Regions from separate parts of the Homo sapiens genome. Here regions 2 and 3 are each linked to region 1. Evidence: chromatin contacts called from ENCODE Hi-C or POLR2A ChIA-PET data. All regions are on one chromosome and are shown on one strand. The core of a region is the stretch at or near the end of the contact, and the rest is flanking DNA. Distances in the headings are between cores, read along the strand shown.

Region 1 (4,604 bases), core at 997-3,496:
TACTATGTTAGATAGTAAATGCCAATGATTTGGTAAGGTCCCTGCATCTCAAAAGTGACCCTGAAAATAATCAAGGTACATATATCTTAAGGTATTTTGCAATTCAGATTTTTTATTTCACTGGACAAGGCTTCTCTTTAGTTAGTGTAAATTAGTGAGGGTTGATTGCTAAGTTATTTCAGCTTTGTGCATGTATAGATGCTTTACCTATGGAAGGCCAAAAGATTGAATAAAGACAATTGTTGGAAATGTTCCCAGAAGTCATGTGGGAATGAACCAGTGTACTTAAAATATGGCTCGGGGGTGTGTGTGTGTGAGGAATAGGGTAGAGGTGGAGAGAGATTGTGAATTTTGAAGATTTACATTCACGAGGTAATGAATTTGACATTAATTTATTTTCAGAAATAGACTGTGGTACCCCTCCTGAGGTTCCAGATGGCTATATCATAGGAAATTATACGTCTAGTCTGGGCAGCCAGGTTCGTTATGCTTGCAGAGAAGGATTCTTCAGTGTTCCAGAAGATACAGTTTCAAGCTGCACAGGCCTGGGCACATGGGAGTCCCCAAAATTACATTGCCAAGGTGAGTTTTCAAAAAATACAGGTTCCCAATTCATACCACCTTGAAACTGTTTTCATATTTTTCTCTAAATTTCAGTTTCAGGGAATAAATGAGTTAAGTAAACCTTTAAAATTCCTATTTGTTTCTCATAGATTTTCAGGTGATTTTCTTGATTTTTCAGGAATAGTATCATATCATCTGCAAATCATAATTCCATTCATAAATTTTTCTTTCTTTATAATAGTTATGTTTTTCTCTTGATTGATCACTTTGTATTTTTAGAACAAAGACTTAAATGGTAGTGTTGCCTTTGAATATTATTTTTTTATTCCTGACTATTAGGGAAATGGTTTGGGTGTTTCTTCATTCCTGATGTTAGTTTTTTGATGTTAGGTGTATATATATATATATATTCCCAGAAGTCATGTGGGAATGAACATATATATATACATATATATACACACACATATATGTATATATATACATATATATATAAAAACGTCATGTGGGAATAACATATATTATATATAATATACAATATATACAATATATGTAATATATTACATGTAATGTATTATATATTATATATTACATGTAATATATATTATATATAATACATTACATGTAATATATTATATATTTTTTATATATATATATAGTTTTTGAGACAGAATCTCGCTTTGTCACCCAGTCTGCAGTGTAGTGGCACAACCTTGGCTCACTGCAACCTCTGCCTCCTGGGTTCAAGCGATTCTCATGACTCATCCACTCGAGTAGCTGGGATTACAGGCACCCACCACTACACCCGGCTAATTTTTGTGTTTTTAGTAAAGATGGGGTTTCACCGTGTTGGCCAGGCTAGTCTTGAACTCCTGACCTTAAGTTATCTGCCCGTGTTGGCCTCCCACAGTGCTGGGATTACAGGTGTGAGCCACTGCGCCTGGCTGATATTTGGCATATCTAATCATGTCTACTCATATGGCACTGTGTGCCAAGTATTATTTTAAGCACTTTATATATGATGATGGACCACATTGTAGTGGTCCCATAAGATCATAATGAGACTGAAAAATTCCTATTGCCTAGTGACATCGTAGCCATCATAATGTTGTAGTGCATCACACTCACGTGTTTGTGGCATTGCTGGTGTAAACAAACTTACTGCTCTGCCAGCAAGTACATTACTGTATGTATATTACTGTATGTACATTACTATACATAAAAGTGTACAGTAATGTCCTAGGCCTTCACATTCACTCACTATTCACTCACTGACTCACCCAGACCAACTTCCAGTCCTGCAAGCTCCATTCATGGTAAGTGCCCTATTACAGGTGTATCATTTTTTTATCTTTTATTCTGTATTTTTACTGTATCATTTCTATATTTAGATATATAAGTACTTCTTATTGTGTTATAGTTGCCTACAGTAATCAGTATAGTAACATGCTGTGTGAATTTGTAGCCTAGGAGCAATAGGTATACCATACAGCCTAAGTGAGTAGCAGGCTCTACTATCTAGGTTTGTGTAAGTACACTCTGTGACTTCACACAATGAAGGAATTGCCTAATGATGCATTTCTCAAAATGTATGCAGATTGTTAAATGATGCATGACTGTAATTTGTTTAAGGTCACACAACTAGAGACAGAGCTGAACTTGAACCCAGGAATTCTAGTTTCAGAATTATTTTCAGCCACTTTGTTTTGCTGCTTCTGCTTTTATGGTGACACTGGCTTTTGGTTAGTTTTTTAAAAATTTTGGCTTTCTGTTTCTTTTTCCTTTTCCTTTTTCCTTTCTTTTCTTTTCTTTTTTCTTTTTTTTTTTGAGACAGAGTCTTGCTCTGCCACCCAGACTCGAGTGCACTGGTGCTCCTGGGCTCAAGCCATCCTCCCACCTCAGCCTCCTGAGTAACTGGACTACAGGCACGAACTACCATGCCTGGACAATTTTTGTATTTTTTTTTTTTTTGGAGACGGAGTCTCGCTCTGTCGCCCAGGCCGGACTGCGGACTGCAGTGGCGCAATCTCGGCTCACGGCAAGCTCCGCTTCCCGGGTTCACGCCATTCTCCTGCCTCAGCCTCCCCAGTAGCTGGGACTACAGGCGCCCGCCACCGCGCCCGGCTAATTTTTTGTATTTTTGGTAGAGACGGGGTTTCACCTTGTTAGCCAGGATGGTCTCGATCTCCTGACCTCATGATCCACCCGCCTCGGCCTCCCAAAGTGCTGGGATTACAGGCGTGAGCCACCGCGCCCGGCCCCAATTTTTGTATTTTTTATAGAGATGGGGTTTCGCCATGTTGCCCAGGCTGGTCTTGAACTCCTGGGTTCAAGTGATCTGCCTGTCTCTGCCTCCCACAGTGCTGGGATTCCAGGCATGAGCCACCACACTTGACCTGGTTTTCTGTTTCTCTGTCTACAAATATTATCATTTTATGTGCCTGTTTCCATCTGAAAAGTGAAAAAAAATTTTTTTAATTACCATTTTTCTAGTTTTTGGCTATATGTCCATAATCTAAAGGAAACATCAATCTATTCCCACTGTTTAGGAATTTCTTTTTTTTTTAATTGGAAATAAGTTATTTTTATCATGTCTTTTAGGCAGGTGATTATATATTTTTTTTCTTCTTTTAAATAACGATGTGGCCAGATGCAGTGGCTCATGTCTGTAATTCCAGCACTCTGGGAGGCCCAGGCAGGCAGATAGCTTGAGCCCAGGAGTTCAAGACCAGCCTGGGAGTGGTGGTGCATGCCTATAGTCCCAGCTACTTGGGAGGCTGAGGTGGGAGGACCACTTGAGCCTGTGAGGTTGAGGCTGCAGTGAGCCATGATCACACCCTGCCCTCCAGCCTGGGTGACAGAGCAAGATCCTATCTCATAAAGAAAAAATAATAATAATAATGTGTGGGTTATATTGTTAGATTTCCTGATAATGATCAGTACTAATTGCTGGAATGAATTAATCTGGGTTTTTGGTGTTTTATTCCTTTCATTTGGATTATATTTGCTAAATTTTACTTATAAATCTTGCATTGATATTCATAAGTGAAATTGCTCTATTTTCTTTTCCTGTGCCATCTTTGTTCAGTTCGGTATTAATGTTATTCTGAATTTTAAAAAAAAGAATGTAAAAATTTCCTTCTTTCTCTATTTCTGGAATACTACAAATAGAATTTTTAAAGATTTGGGAGATTTCACCTATAAAACCATCTGGATGTGGCACTATTGGAGAGGTAGCCCTTGGACTATTTGGACTACTTTTAAATTCTTCCTATACTTGCTGGTATATCTAATCATGTCCATTCTTTTTCTTTCCCTCTTAAGATCAATTTTGGTAAATTATGTATTTCTAGAAAATCATTTACTTCATCCAGATTTTCCAATTTATTTGTGCATGCAAAGAAGTGTAAAGCCTTCTAATTTGCTGTGGTTATATTTGTTTATAACTATTTATTGTAGTGAAATATTAGAAACAATCTCAAATGTCTAACAACAAGAGATTGGTTAAGTGAATCAATCCCTTAAAATGGAATATTATGTATCCAATAAAATTATGTTAGAAAAACAATATTTAAAAAAGAATATTTATTGCAGGCCAGGCACAGTGGCTCACACCTGTAATCTCAGCACTTTGGGAGGCCAAGGCAGGCTGATCACGAGGTCAGGAGTTCGAGACCAGCCTAGCCAGCATGGTGAAACCCTATCTCTACTAAAAATACAACAAATTACCTGGGCGTGGTGGCGTGCACCTGTAATCCCAGCTACTCAGGAGTCTGAGGCAGGAGAATTGGGAGGTGGAGGTTGCTGTGAGCTGAGATTGTGCCACTGCACTCCAACCTGGGTGACACAGCAAGACTCCGTCTCAAAAAAAAAAAAAGAATATTTATTGACATAGATAAGTACTAATAGTATGTTTCAGAGTTACAAATTCTATGAATAATAATCTTAATTTTGAAAAAGTTCCTATATACAGATAAGCTTAGAAAAATGTTTAGAATGCCATACATCAAAATGTTAATGGTGATAGTTTCCAATGGGAGGGT
Region 2 (4,604 bases), core at 1,348-3,847, 650 kb before region 1:
ATCTGCTTGAATCCCCTCTCCTTTAACGCTTTCCTTGACCCACTCCCTGGTAGAATTACTCACACCCTTCTCAATACTTTGAAGACACCTCCACTGAAGCATTTTGTAGTTTTAATCATTTATTTATATATCAAACTTATCCACAAACACTGTAAGTCCCCAGTGACTGCAACTGTGCCTTGCTCATCATGTGTGCGTGTGTGTGTGTGTGTGTGTGTGTGTGTGTGACTGTACTGTGAGTGTGTGTGTGTGATTATCTTTCTGTCTCCCCAGGTCGGGTAGTGACTTCAAGCCAACTCCCCTAACATTTGCCCTGGGAACCTCAGCCAATAACCTTCCAGGAACAGCCCACATAAAGATCTGAAATGTCTTGGCCAGACAGTATGAAGTTAGTTCTCGAATCAGTTGTTGGGAGTGAGGGAGGGGAGAGTCAGTCAATCAGACCTTGCCACATACTCCAGATTCTTCCCTCCTATGCTACCCTGGCCCATGGTAGGTACTCAGTATTTCATGAATGAATGAATCTTAGAAACGACCAAATTCAATCCCTTGCCTATCAAAAGTACTCAATAAATGTCTGTGGAAGGACAAGCAACTGAGGCTAACCTGAGCCAGACTGCCCAGTTCTGAATCCCAGTACCACTAATTACTACCAGTGCAACTTAAGCAAGCTTCTTAATCTAAGCCCCGATGTCCTCATTTATAAAATGGGTATAGTGGGATTGAGTTAGTTAGTATATGGAAGCAGTTGGAATAGTGTGTGGTACATGGCTGGTGCTGTATCACTATTCTCTCTCTCTCATACACACACACACAGACACACACACACGTGCTTGTAAGTATTCTTGCATCCTCTTATAAACTATGAGGCTGGGTTCATAGCAGACACACAATAATTGCTAAAAAATAAAAATTGCATTGAGACCCACAGTTGGGGCCTCAAATATATTTTCTTAATGATTTTATTATAACAAAGGATATCCAGAATAGCCTTTGTGAAGAGTTACAACTACATAGTTGATTAATAATGAAAACTCCCCATTGTTGCAAAATACCAATTTTCACCATGTAGGTTTCCATTATAAGAGCATTTCTTACTCCTTCCCACTTTTACTTTACCCTAGGAAGACAGATGCAGAGTGAGGTTGCTTTACAAACTCCTCTGGTTCAAAGAATTTCAATTTTAAGATACACCATTATGGTCAGCCAGCCACAAGACAGAATATTAAATTAACATAAATCACTGGCAAAATTTTATATTACATTAAACATATGATTTATGAAGAGAGTGGTATAGACTAGGAGCCAATATAGTTTTAATAAAAATAAGTTATGCTAAAACAATCTAATTTCTCTTTTTGATTCTATTGGAGGAATATGGGCAAGTGAATGATCTAGTCTCAGAGGAGCCTGACAAAGCCTCTCAAGGCATCTTTACGTTAAGGGTAAAATGATGGCTCTCTGAATACACAGACTGCATATTACTTTTCTTAATTTACCCCCCTCGTGCCAGGTACACAGCAGATGCTTAAAGAATGTGTTGGCCACGCGCAGTGGCTCACACCTGTAATCCCAGCACTTTGGGAGGTCGAGGCGGGTGGATCACGAGGTCAGGAGTTCAAGACCAACCTGACCAACATGGTAAAACCCCATCTCTACTAAAAATACAAAAATTAGCCAGGGGTGTTGGCACACGTCTGTAATCCCCGCTACTCAGGAGGCTGAGGCAGGAGAACTGCTTGAACTTGGGAGGCGGCGGGTGCAGTGACCTGAGATCACGCCACTGCACTCCAACCTATGCGACAAGAGCAAGACTCCATCTCAAAAAAAAAGAAAAAAAATGAATGAATGTGTTCTATACAAACTGAATATTCTTGATTGTTGATTTTGTTGTAAAACTAAAGCTAAGCCCACTTTGGAGAATAAACTCAAAGGGATAATCTCAAAAATGTTCTGTTCAAAGATGTTCATGATACAAAGAACACAGAGTGAAACCTAGAAAAATCCCAAAGGCTCAATAACCAGGAAGCGGTCATGTTTGTATGTGTAATGTGACACACTTGTTTAAAAAATTAGAAAGCTAGACCTCTAGATAAACTCAGTGAGTTGAACACAAGCCTCTGCGTTCTCCCTTTTTCCACCCTCCAGATACTAATTTAACCTAGAGAATGAAAGAAAAAAAAAAAAACAAAAAACAGTGGAGGTAAAAAGAACAAGAAAAACAGTGACTGGAGTCATATCAATACTGGAAATGAGGAAAGGGTGCCATCCAAATGCCAAAGGTCTCAAAGGCTGTCTACTGGTTCTACCTGGGCCACAACTGAAAAAAGAACCCAGAGGAATCTAACCCATGTCACCGAAGTTACTTCAGGTTATTGAGGTTACTTAATAAGTAGAAAATGTCCTTGAACCCCCTTTACACGCACGCTAATTTGAAAGTGTGATTGTCAGTGGGGAGTAGAGGACATGGAAGGTTTGGCAGTGGGGCAATCCAGGACCACCAAGGAGTTGGCTGCTGTGACTGTGACCAAGGGGATGCCAAGCACAGGCAAATACACCAAGTGTGGGCCACCAGCAGAGGGCACCCCGCCCACATGGCCTTCTCCCCCCGCATGATGGGTAGAGATGGAAGCAGCAGCTCATAGGAACATGAAGGCATCTGGGTTGGCTGCCCTGGGGTGTGTCCAACAAGCCCAAAGCAGGCCAGACTGCAAATGCTGGGGGGACTGAGCTCTACTGAGATGGGGGGAGCAGCTAAAACACAGAGAAAGCCAGGCTTCTTTCCCATCTGACAGATAACTAGTAATCTATGGATCTAAGACAATGCTAACAACATCAAGTAGAAACACAGAGGATCCAATATAATCCACTTGTTCTGATGGGGGCAAATAGCAGGTCTGAATTATTATCTCATCAGAGGCAAGTAAACCATAAAAACAACTCAAAATGGCATTAGCTCATCACTCAGACCTAAGAAAACCAAAACACAAAAAAAGCAAGAGTCCTCAATAACAGATAAACATGCATTTGAAAAAGATGAAGCCCATAAAACAGAACCCTTTAGGCCAGACTTACTCTGTGTTCCCATTAAAAGAAAAAGAAAAAAAAAAGCCTAAAGAAAGTGGAAAGAGAATCTAAAAATGAAAGCATAAATTAAAACAGAAAAGAACAAAAGTTATAAACAAAAGCAAAATTTAATTCTTCTGAAAGATGAATCAGATAAACTAAAACTTAGGAAATCTGAACAATATAGAAAAAGGAAAATGGCCCAGGTGTAGTGGCCTCAAACCTATAATCCCAGCACTTTGGGAGACCGAGGCAGGTGGATTGCTTGAGCCCAGGAGCTCAAGACCAGCCTGAGCAGCATGGGGAAACCCTGTCTCTAGTAAAAATACAAAAAGTTAGCCAGGCGTGGTGGCTCAAGCCTGTAGTCACAGCTACTCAGGAGGCTGAGGCATGAGAATTGCTTGAACCTAGGAGGCAGAGGTTGCAGTGAGCAGAGATCGCACCATTGTACTCCAGGCTGGGCGACGGAGAGAGATGCTGTCTCAATAAAAAATAAAAAAAGAGGAAAATGGAAAAAGGGAACAGGCAATAACTATTTAGAACTTGTGTCTATGTATGATTGTAAATTAAAAGGTTGTGCTGTGAATAACTATGCCAACAAATTTGGACATCTATATGAGCTAGCTGGCTTTCTAGGAAAAATTATGTGATCAAGGTGAAATTAAATAGAGAGAAAAAACCTAAACAGATAAATAACCACAAAACTGTTGTCAGAGAACATCCACGAAGAGGTAAGCTGGGTCCCAAGTGTTTCACAGTGAGCACTCATGAACCTTCAAAGAGTAAGTCCTACTTTATTCAAATATTCTAAGACATAATTTTAAAATGCAGAAACCTTTCAAATCATTTCATGATGACTATCTATATCCGGTATCAAAATATTAGGACAAAAAAGAAAACTGAGAACAAGCATAAACATCATTAATAAAGTAACAACTAACAGTACACTAAAAGAATTTTTGGAAAAAAAATATATACCAGGATCAAGTCAAATGTATTCCAGGGAAGCAAGAATGATTTAACATTAGGAAATTTATCAATACAATTTATTACATTAATAACATTACTTCATTACACTATATTACATTAATATACATTACTTCAACCACTGTTGAAGATACTCATGTCCAAAACTACCAAAATATTTACTGGCATCACTCATATCAGCCATTCCATTTAAATCTCTAAGTAAAATTAAGAAGTAAAAAGAAAGTTCCCGGCCAGGTGCAGTGGCTCATGCCTGTAATCCCAGTACTTTGAGAGGCCAAGGCGGGTGGATCACGAGGTCAAAGATTGAAACCAGCCTGGCCAACATGGTGAAACCCCATCTCTACTAAAAATACAAAAATTAGCTGGGCGTGGTGGCACACACCTGTAGTCTCAGCTACTTGGGAGACTGAGGCAGGAGAATCGCTTGAACCCAGGAGGCGGAGGTTGCAGTGAGCAGCGCAATTGCGCCACTGCACTCCAGCCTGGCGACAGAGCAAGGCTCCGTCTCAAAAAAAAAAAAAAAAAAAAAAAAAAAAAGTTCCTAAATA
Region 3 (4,604 bases), core at 1,269-3,768, 630 kb before region 1:
TTGACAAGAATGTGGAGCTACCCAACTCTCACACATTACATTGTAACTTGACTCTTAGATATTTACTCAAGAGAAATGAAAACACGTCAACCAAAGACTTGCACATGAATGATCACGGCAGCTTTATTTGTGTCTTTCTAGGAATTTGTCTATTCTGTCTAAATTACATAATTTATTGGCACAGGTTCACAGTCCTCCTTGCAATCCTTTTTCCTTTCTGTAAGGTCATTAGTAACATGACCTTACAGACCCACTCTTTCATTTCTCATTTTAGTAATTTGAATCTTCTTTTTTTCTTAGTCAATCTAGCTAAAGGTCTGTCATTTTTCTTGATTTCTTTTTCAAAGAGCCAATTTTGGTTTCAGGTTTTTCTCCACTGTTTTAGACTGCTCTTTTTAATCTTGGGGTAGAAGAAGAGAAACAGAAACCTGAAAAGCCCTGAAATGCAACAGACTCTCCAGTGGGGATTTGGCTAGCAGCACCTAGCACAGTGCCCGACACTTGATAAATATTTGATGAATAAATGAATGGAATATGAACTTCCTAAGTCCAGTTTCTCTCATCCATTTCCTCTGGGAGAGAATTCTGTTTTCTGGCCAGTGAAATAAACCTTTCTTCTGAAGACAAACAGGTCACATAGAAAGATTCCTCTTTTCTTTTCAGCATCATCATGTTGAATGAGCCAAGAGTAATTTACTTATTGAAACAAAATGAAAATCAAATTAAGGAGAAGACGTGAACATTTCTACTATAATCAGATCCATGGTAATATAAATATAACATAATTGTGAATATTTATTGTGAGCTGCTTATTTGTTAAGGCTATCTGTAATTTGGCCTTGAAGTCATAATTTATAGTAAATGAATCCTAGCTCACTCAGGATTTTCTTCTCCACAATTTATGTACTCTTTCTGCAGAACTGGTTGTTTCCCCTTCCCCATATGCCTTGAGTTTTATCATAGTCTCACTATATAATCTTACTATTCTAGAAAGCATTCTTCCTTTTCTTTCATCTTTTACTTTCTGAATATTTAAGGTACACCACACACCTCAAGATGCACCTATTCCTACTATCAGTATCTATCAAAATATATGTAAGTCTTAGCTACTTGGGAAGATTGCTTGAGCCCAGGAGTTCAAAGCTGCAGTGAGCCACAATCACGCCACTGCACTCCAGCTTGAATGACAAAGCGAGATCCTATCTCTTAAAAAAAAAAAGCAAATAATCTTCTTTGTAGCCATATAAAGTATGTTGTTCATATGAGTTATGACTATCAGTTATGAGAAGAGATTTTGGACCCTATTGTACATAACCTTATTAAGCTATCAAAACAACCTTATGAGACAGGTACTATTATTAACCCCATTTTATGGATGGGACAACAGGGTTCAGAGGAGGTAAGTGATTGCCAGCCAGTAAGTGATTATATTAGAACTCCCTTGGCCAACTCTAAAGGCTCTATTCTCTCTACGCAGCTGCAACGGCCTCACACCTACATTGCTCTAACCAACCTCTCTAACAATTCTCAACTTCTTTACACAGTGTGCTTCCTTGCTTTGGAACAAGAGGTGGTAAGTATGCTTTATTCATTTAGCTTCTGGCAACATTGTTTCTCACAATTAACAGATTAACAGATTCTCTTGACCCATTTACTGCAACACCACAAATCTACAGATAGCTGGGAAGTTCCTTGATTCACGAATAAATCAATAGCAAGACTTTTCAAGTAGCCTTTTCATAATTTAAACACAAGGAGAATTTAAAATGGGAAATGTGTTTTTGTTTTAAATCAAGGAGCAAACACGCCAGGATCAACACTTGAAGACATATTCGTTTATGTAGTAACAAAACTGGTTTATGTGAAATGCAAACATTGCTTTCATAACTTACGATCTTGGGATACTGCAATGTATCTTTAATAAACATTACCCTTTCTACTCACACTCAGTACTGGGTACAGCAAAATCTAAGAGAATTTGAATGATTTGAGAAAAGCAAAATACAGTGGCTACCTTGTTCTTCAGAGTCAGACTGGAAGTGAAGATGTGACCATTTTGCTCAAACCATGGCAGGGGAGACACGCCTAGATATCTCCACACGCACACACGAGTACCACAGCCCCACACCTGTCAATCCACAAATCTAAACAATGTCTAGCCTATCATACTATATGAGATACTTTCTAGGTTACTCAAAAAGCTTCAAGAATACCTAAAATAATGTGCCAGGTCTCCCAGCACACCTGGAGAGGAGGATCTGGTTACAGCAGAAGAGTGAAGGCAACTCAACTGCATCCTCTTACAAAGAGGTGTCAGTCTAATCCCCAACAGAGCCACCTCCCAGAAACACTTCTTCCATTTCCACTTGTTGACAAGTTGGTCGTTCCTCTCTCTGGGGAGAAACTGAAATGAAGCTAGAGTAACCCCTCACTAGAATAAGGATTGTTCTAAAGGAAACCAGAACAGAGCTAACGTCACCGGGCTGAAAACACCTCTTCCTCTTTCACGGAGACTGGCAATGTTCTAGGCAAGGAAAGTCCTCTGCCAGGAAGGATGAGGGCAAGGGCATGAAATGGGGTCCAATAAAGTCTGGACAACTGTGAAACAACCGAAGGTTTGCCCCTGCTCCATGACTTGAACCAGGAAAAAAAAGAATGTCTCAAGCCAGAACAAAAAGTTCACAAAATTGACCACAGAGGGAAAGGGTAAAACTCACCACAAGCCAACATTCACCCATATTTGACCTGAACAGATTTGAAAAACTACCAGAAAAGCACTGTCTCTTTTTTCCCTTTGTCACAGTTTAGCCTTATCTCTTTGGGGTTTTGAGCAGTTATGAAAATGTGGCTGTTATCCCTTCTCAAAAACAGTCATAACTGCTCAACAGGACTATGAGTGAGAGCCCTCACTGGCCCCTTTTTTTGAAGCATGATCAGAGTTTGTTTGGTATCAACCATTATTAACCAAATTAGAAAGAGAGAGGGAAGATTCTTTCTCCCTAATTTGGTCAAATAGCCACCCGGGGAGACTATACTCTTGAAGGCTGGGAGAAGGACCCTTCTGACACAGCAATGCTGCATCCTTCCAAGGCTGGCAGACATACTGACATAAATTCTTTCACACACACGCAAGACAGACTATACACGATTTATACATTTTTTCAACTTAACGTTTTTTTCCATTGTTGCATATAAGTATATACAGGGCTGCCTTATTCCTTTTAATACCACATTTCAAAAACTACCATAGTTTACAAAACCAGCACCCTACTAATAGCCATATAAGCTTTTATCTTTTGCTATTAAAAATAATACTGCAACAGGTATCCTTATACACACAGCATTTAGCACGGGTCCATTTATTGAGTCACCAAATATCTGTATACTCCACCCATACCAGGTTTGGTTCATGCATGGAAATTTAGCAATAAGCAAACCAGATCAGGCCCCTTGCCTTCAAGAAGTTTACAGCACAGTACTGGAGAAAGTAAACCAAGTATGTCTGGTGGTTTAAGTTCTGCGAAGCAAGATTAAAGCCAGGTAAAGGGGGAGAATAACTGGGCAGGGAGGGGTCTGCTACTAGTTTGTTTTTTGTTTGTTTGTTTATTTGTTTGTTTTTGACACAGAGTCTCACTCTGTCACCAGGCTGGAGTGCAGTGGCCCGATCTCGGCTCACTGCAACTTCTGCCTCCTGGGTTCAAGAGATTCTCCTGCCTCAGCCTCCTGAGTAGCTGGGACTACAGGCACGCGCCACCACGCCCAGCTAATTTTTGTATTTTTAGTAGAGATGGGGTTTCACCATGTTGGCCAGGATGGTCTCTATCTCTTGACCTCGTGATCCGCCTGCCTCGGCCTCCCAAAGTGCTGGGATTACAGGCGTGAGCCACCGCGCCCGGCCAGGGGCTGCTACTAGTTTATACAGGGAGGTTGGGGGAGGCCTGAATGAAATAGATGAACAAGCCTGCAGGCTGTCTGGGCCAAAAGGCGTGAGGCAAGGGAGTGGGCAGGGGGAGAGAGAAGTGGACGGAGGCCAGAGAAGCAGCAGAGCCAGATTACCCATGTACTTGGAGCCCATGGAGGATTTGAGGGGAATGTGTGAGAACTGAGAAGTCTCTGGATGGTTTCAAGCAAAAGCAAAAAAGAGGCCAGGCGCGGTGGCTCATACCTGTAATCCCAGCACTTTGGGGGGACGAGGTGGGCAGATCACAAGGTCGGGAGTTCGAGACCAGCCTGGCCAACATGGTGAAACCCCATCTCTACTAAAAATACAAAAAATTAGTCGGGTGTGGTGGCAGGTGCCTGTAATCCCAGCTACTCGGGAGGCTGAGGCAGGAGAATTGCTTGCACCCAGGAAACAGAGGTTGCAGTGAGTCGAAACCGCACCACAACACTCCAGCCTGGCCAACAGAGTGAGACTCCATCTCAAAAATTAATTAATTAATTAATTAAATTTAAAAAGCAAGAGACATGATGCGACTGATGTTTCTTATGTTTTAAATAATCCCTCCGGTTGCTGCCTGGATATATGACTGAAGGTGGGAAGGTGGAAGCAGGAAGACGAGTCAGGCGGCTGGTACAGTAATGCAGGCAAGAGGGGATGACAG

What was found. Hi-C counts contacts between places; a loop is a spot of excess contacts on that map. ChIA-PET counts read pairs that join two places held with the same protein, here RNA polymerase II (POLR2A). Pooled maps may share reads with other maps.
Region 2: a pooled map shows a loop between it and region 1 (3-fold over the local background). The contact joins two enhancer-like sites. A Hi-C loop is called at or near these places in 3 of 37 single-sample maps with no recorded cell type and 3 of 50 pooled maps. POLR2A ChIA-PET finds 5 or more read pairs at or near these places in 3 of 52 experiments (OCI-LY7, Panc1 and activated naive CD4-positive, alpha-beta T cell).
Region 3: a loop to region 1 is called in a pooled map, with 9 times the contacts of the local background. The contact joins two enhancer-like sites. A Hi-C loop is called at or near these places in 2 of 37 single-sample maps with no recorded cell type and 2 of 50 pooled maps. POLR2A ChIA-PET finds 5 or more read pairs at or near these places in 1 of 52 experiments (H1).

What each region holds. Positions count from the first base shown.
Region 1 is chr9:112,138,298-112,142,901 of GRCh38, reverse strand. It overlaps SUSD1 (sushi domain containing 1), which reads left to right. Exons shown (of 17, transcript NM_022486.5): 5 at 403-582. Among named protein-coding and RNA genes, the nearest start is that of SUSD1, 35 kb to the left of the region's middle. Within about 2 kb of position 2,246, at least 2 of the 41 ENCODE cell types and tissues checked have a DNase peak (open chromatin) inside an H3K27ac peak, as active enhancers do.
Region 2 is chr9:112,791,389-112,795,992 of GRCh38, reverse strand. All of the region lies in intron 1 of SNX30 (sorting nexin family member 30), which reads right to left. Among named protein-coding and RNA genes, the nearest start is that of SNX30, 43 kb to the right of the region's middle. RefSeq lists an enhancer at 190-484. Within about 2 kb of position 2,597, at least 2 of the 41 ENCODE cell types and tissues checked have a DNase peak (open chromatin) inside an H3K27ac peak, as active enhancers do.
Region 3 is chr9:112,770,010-112,774,613 of GRCh38, reverse strand. All of the region lies in intron 1 of SNX30 (sorting nexin family member 30), which reads right to left. Among named protein-coding and RNA genes, the nearest start is that of SNX30, 22 kb to the right of the region's middle. Within about 2 kb of position 2,518, at least 2 of the 41 ENCODE cell types and tissues checked have a DNase peak (open chromatin) inside an H3K27ac peak, as active enhancers do.